Regions from separate parts of the Homo sapiens genome. Here region 1 is linked to region 2. A link is a loop called in an ENCODE intact Hi-C map of the cell type or tissue named here. Cell type or tissue: heart left ventricle. All regions are shown on one strand. Each heading gives the region's core, and the rest is flanking DNA. Links, peaks and the distances in the headings are about the cores only. Region 1 has its middle 330 kb from the start of PSMD7-DT. Region 2 has its middle 240 kb from the start of TRK-TTT1-1.

Region 1 (2,920 bases), core at 326-2,825, 170 kb after region 2:
GTGTGTGTGTGTGTGTGTGTATATGAATATGTATTTATAATGTGGACATGATATATACATACAATCACACACACGCACAATGCAACCACATCAATCAGTTGCTACAGACAACAATGACATGTGCACACATTCTCAGAACTTAAGGTTTGCTACCAACCTCAGTATCAGCCTTTCTTCCGTGTACAAAAATACATCTGCCAGAAAGGCGCGGTAAAAATCACCTGAAAACAAACAGACATGTTTTGGAAAAGTGTGGCCAGCTACTAGATGATTCCTTAGGGATTTCCTAAGTGAATATTTTTATAAAAAAGACACCTAAAATATGAAATAATTTGCACATAGCTATAACCCAGCCCCTGTGAGAACTAAAGATAAGCAAAGGTTAGAAGGATGAGGTGGTCAAGTCAAGGGTGCCTCTTACTGCCAAGGTCTCCATAAGTGAGTAGGACACAAAATATAGGAAAAGAGAAGGGGAGAAACTTGGAGAAAGCTACAATTTTGATCAGAAGGAGAAGTTACTTTGGAAATTTCAAGGATTATTTGAGATTCTTATCTAAATCAAGTTCCCTTCTTTTTCTTATAATTGAACAAGTGTTAAACTGTACCAGGCTGTCACAGCTGTCCCAATACGTGAACCACACATAGAGTAACAGCTTTCGTTACACATTTTTGTGAAGTAGTTTCCAGCACACTGTGATCAGAGCTTGCATATTTTTATACTACTCGCATATTGAAAATAAACCCAACATTTTAGATTATTTTTCTCATTGTGTATCAGGCCTGTATGGTTTCTGGAAGACAAAGGGGCAATTATGATTTTGTACCTACTGATCTGAATACAACACCTTGTTTTATTTTTGTATATTATGCTCAGTGTTTTGGTTAAAAAAAAAATTGGTTATGTGGGCCAATAAAGAAGTCCTGAAAAACTGTAGCTTAACCAAATTATTATCCATGGACTAAATGCTAATGCAATTTTTTCCACTTTCAGGATATCTTTAAGACAACATATCAAATACCCAAATCTTACAGGAGTGTGGAGGCCATGCCATATGACTTGGTTGGAGCTGTTAACAAAAGAAACATGGAAAAATCATGCAGTTTAGACTTTTAATTAAATTGTTTGTTTTGGATTCAAAAGCACTTTGTTCATTCAGCCCTGAGTACCAGTGGTGTTTCCAACCACAGATGACTATTCCCGAAATGACCACGGTTGACAGCTTCAGTGGTGGCTTTCAGAGTCTTTATTCGCAAAACACAGACATTCCGAAATGCCTTTATTTAAACTGTAATAAATAGACTATGCTTCAGAAACACTCTACAAAGAATAAGAATCTTTCTGCCTAAGTAAAAATGACCCTGTTTATCTGAATAGTTTTTGAATTAAATATCCACATGCTATTGTTTCAGAAACAATAAAAGTAATGATAGTCATCTATTGTTTATTGTCCTCTTCCCAGAATTAGAACTTAATTAGCTGCAAATGCCTTATCTTTTCCAAATCAGCATAATACACATTACCTAAATGTTGCCTCCTGTTGTTCAAGCCCTCTAACTTGGTAGATTCAAAATTAGCCAGTTATAGCAATGCTTTTCGCTTTAAATTTTAATAATAAACAGAGACATCCCCTTTCTTTCCCCCCACCCAGACCCTCCCTCTTTTCTGAAAACTGAAGTCTGCTGCTGAAAGGATTGAAAATCTGGAAAGAGTTTGGGGTGGACTGGCCAACCCCCTTTCATTTCCTTCAGATGTTTACAATCTAGCACCTTTCTGAAGACAAAGATGGGAAAAAAACCTATTTTTCCCTTTGACTGAAGGGTGAGACAGGGGGGTATTAAAAACTGATCAATGTAATTTTTTTCTCAGAAGTATTTGCACATCTGTGAAATAATGTAATTTATTTTTAAAAAACTTTTTATATGACATTCATGATTATAGCCCGATCTGGAGAATTATTCAAATATAAAATTAAATGTTCAAAAACTAGCTGCGCTGTGGATGGCTGAGCTTATCCCAGCTGTGCATTATACTTATATAATTCTATTAGAAGTATCAAAATGAGCCTTTCTAGATCTCACTGAATCTCTGAAAAGGGGAAGTGGTGTTTTCTAAGAAAGTGTGATGATCTACTTCTTTTTGTTTGTTTCATTTTTCCGTGGATCAGCCTCCAGGGGTCTAAAGATGCTCCCACCAAACTGTTCAAAAACAGTAACAAAAAAAGGTGATGGGAGAAGGGCTACTGAATAATAATAAAAGCATTCCGTAAAGTAGATTGTATTTTATTATCACAGGGTTTGGGAAAATCTGTGACTTAAAAGGAGGTTACAAACCTTAAAAGTAAATTCTGCTGTTTCAGTGAAATTGCTGGAGATATAATATGAGCCATCTGTAATTTCCCCTTCACTGCCCTGTTAAACACTGCAAGTCACTTTCACTCCCAGACCCTGATGCACCCACGCCCATCAAAAAGCAGTAAGTACCCCCCTGACTGAGGGAAATTTGCCCTCCAAATGTACAGTTTATAAACAAACTTTCCCTGACCAAATGTTAGAGCGAAGTTTTCCTTTCCATCCATATGCCTGTATACTGTCACCTCTGAATACATCTGCCTATAGGGAGGAATTCAATGTAATATTCATCAAATTCAAATTAATCCTGAACCTTACACAATCCATTCAAGGTAACAAATCGTCAATGACTTTTAAAATAATTGGAGCCCAGAAAATAAAAGACTATTAAATCTGTTTGAAGTTACAGATTGAAACCTACACCTCAAATTCTGTTACTTCCTTTTTTAAAAAATAAAATGCATTTCTAAAGCATTTACTATAAATTAAATATTTAAAAATAAACCAGAATTCGTTTATGGATTAATATTATCAAATTTTAAGAGGGAAAAAAAAACACCATTCCCATTAT
Region 2 (2,920 bases), core at 106-2,605:
TCCGGAACATGCATTCCCGTCCCACTCAAACAAAAGAGCTGCGAATTCATTAAACTATTTAATTATGCCTTTTTATTTTTCTCCATTAGCAAGTCCTACCAGCACAAAGTAAATAAAGCCACCGTGGTCTTTCCCCAGCAGACACACTGACTGTTTTTATTCTTTATTCAGTTTATAATATAAAGGGCTATTTTTCCTCCTCCTCCTATTCTTGGCGAGTTTCCTAGCACAAACCCTGCAAATAGAAGCACCCAACTGTCCATGCAATGCATGAAGCTGGCGCAGCAGCATTCGGAATTGCAGGCACATACTCCAGACAGCTTTCAAAGTACCCGCAGCCAACGGCAGCCAAACAGCACTTTACAGCCAGGCACAGAAAAGATATTAGCTTTTTTTTTTTTTTTATACTCTAGTAAATTTGCTTTTTACATCTATTTCTTTTCAGAAGGGCTTGTTATTGAGCTTACTGTCCACAAATTCCATTGATCTCAGGCTGTGACTCAATCCATATGCTCACGCTTTGACACCAGCACAGCAAGCGAGCGATACAAATCCTGTTCAGGCTACAAACTTATTGATTTTATAGATTTCCCCCAAAGTTGTGATAATGATATATCATTGTTAAATTTGGTAGAACAAACTGCTTTCCCAATCTGTCAATGCGAGCATGAAAACCAATTCACAGCCTTGTTTAGAAGGCTTTCGCATCAGAAGAATAAGTACAGCCAGAGGAAGCAGATCACCGATACCCAGCGGCTGGCACCAGCTTGATGTATGATCCCTTCCTCACTGCCCTTTTCTGACCCGCGGCACACTGGGCTGCCAGACTCGTACTTACTGGCTACAATTATCCACAGTGATTCCTCCCTAGGATGCTCAGTATTAATTATTAACAACTGGGAGCATGCTGCTTGGGTGACCCACATCAGTAGGTTTTAAAAGACAATTTTGGTAATTTTCATACGCTATTCAGATGCAGTTGGATACATTAGGATCCTGGGCTTATTGACTTTAATAGGTCAATTTTTTTTTCCTGCAATTGTTCGCTCTCCCCCATCTTTAGGAAGCAAGGCAGCTGCTTCCAGCAGGGGGCAGATGTCAGACAACATTTCCCTTGGAAAGGACACATCTCCATTCCCAAGCACGGGTTAGGGGACTCCATTTGCCTCAACTTCAGATGCTTTCTCTACAGAGACTGGCTAGATCTGGGAGTCCTAGCAGCATGGTAGGATTCCACTAGCTTTATGTCTTCCTAAGGTATTTGTGTCCTCAAGTCTCCATCCAGCCCAGTGTCCTCCGAATCACCCCATCTCCCGATTCTCTTCCTGCCTGGGTATTCAAATGCTTTATGGCATGGAGACGTCTGCACGTGTGTGTTAACATTTCAACATGTGTGTTAGCATCTATTCCCAACTTCCTGATCAGCTAGAACATGCTTTCCACCATTACTGTGTGGTTTCCTTGGGTCATGAAGACTACGATTATTTTTGATGTTTTCCAAAATATCCACTTCCCCTCCTTTCCAAAACTTTAGTCTTGGTGTAGTCTCCCTTTTGTCTCATCATCTGTTCCTTGCTGCTTTTCACTTTCCTGCTCAGAAATTCATACCAGCTCCTCTCACATGGTAATCTATTAGTCCTGCTCCCGCTCATTTAAACAAAAACAGGTTAACAAAGCAACTGCAAACTATGCTAGAGTCTCATCTCCTCGGATAAAGTCCGGGTCTCTCTCTCTCTGAGAATCGTTCATTGCCTTTTAAAAATGCTTCCTTTTTCTCTGCCCTCCCTACCCCCATGAAGTTGCAGCTACCTCTCATTTGAGCATATAGCATCTGCTCCCAATCTGCCTGCTCGGGTCAAGCTGGATGACTAGAAATTGTACTTGTGTCACATGATGGTTCTCGGCTAAAATTCTGACTGCCGGCATCCCTGCAGTTTCATTTCCCATCACGTGCCTGCTTGACCTCAACATGGGTTGAGACCTAGGTTTCTTAGAGCCTCATGCCCCACAGGAAATTGACCTCACTGAAGAGCATCAAAGTGAAGAGCATCCAAATGAAATCAAGCATGCTGGCATAGTATGGCTATGAACAGACCCAGTTGACCGTCTCATTCAATTACCACACGGACGTAGACTTGCGTATCTTCTTTAATGCCAACAATAATTTACATCCTTATAACAACTTCATGCTGGCAATGGATTTTCATATAACTTCCTCACAACCTGTGAGAGAGCTTATGGAGGTGTCACCATCCCATTTTATAGATGAAGACACTGAGGCCGAAACTTATGATCATCAAGTTAGCAAGTACCACAGCTGGTCTTTTTTTTTTTTTTTTTTTTTTTTTTTTGAGACAGAGTCTCGCTATGTTGCCCAGGCTGGAATGCAATGGTGCGATCTCGGCTCTCTGCAACCTCTGCCTCCAGGGTTCAAGCAATTCTCTGCCTCAGCCCCCCAAGTAGCTGCGATTACAGGTGCCCGCCACCATGCCCTGCTAATTTTTTTGTACTTTTAGTTGAGTCGGGGTTTCACCATCTTGGCCAGGCTGGTCTTGAACTCCTGACGTCGTGATCCACCCACCTCAGGCTCCCAAAGTGCTGGGATTACAGGCATGAGCCACTGTGCCTGGCCCATAGCTAGTCTTTAAAGCTCTAGGTCTCCTGGCTCCAAATCCAGTGGTCTTTCTAACAGCATATTTCCTCTACATCTTAATTTTTTAAACAACCACCTGCATAAAACCTTTGCATTCCAGGTGCTCCATTTCCCTAACCCTACACATTGTTTGAAAAATTATTTTATTGACGTCTTTTGTCTATTTCCATCAACTTGTGTTTCATGGCAGTAATTAAGTTTTACGCTCCTCCTGCTAAGAAAAAAAGTAAATATAGCCATGGCCCACAAGAACCATCATTATGGAAA

What was found. Hi-C counts contacts between places; a loop is a spot of excess contacts. Peaks named below come from ENCODE experiments on the same cell type or tissue, not always from the same donor. Only the 100,000 strongest peaks of a DNase experiment are listed, where the experiment ranks them.
Region 1: it touches region 2 in a loop (2.4-fold over the local background); 26 of 110 quality-filtered maps call a loop at or near these places.

What each region holds. Positions count from the first base shown.
Region 1 is chr16:73,883,409-73,886,328 of GRCh38, forward strand. It overlaps a transcript of ZFHX3 not described here. Among named protein-coding and RNA genes, the nearest start is that of PSMD7-DT, 330 kb to the right of the region's middle. In heart left ventricle, for the core only: no CTCF peak of the experiment used is centred there; no DNase peak of the experiment used is centred there.
Region 2 is chr16:73,713,240-73,716,159 of GRCh38, forward strand. It overlaps a transcript of ZFHX3 not described here. Among named protein-coding and RNA genes, the nearest start is that of TRK-TTT1-1, 240 kb to the left of the region's middle. RefSeq lists an enhancer at 951-1,245. In heart left ventricle, for the core only: a CTCF peak has its summit at 1,069 (motif pointing right); no DNase peak of the experiment used is centred there.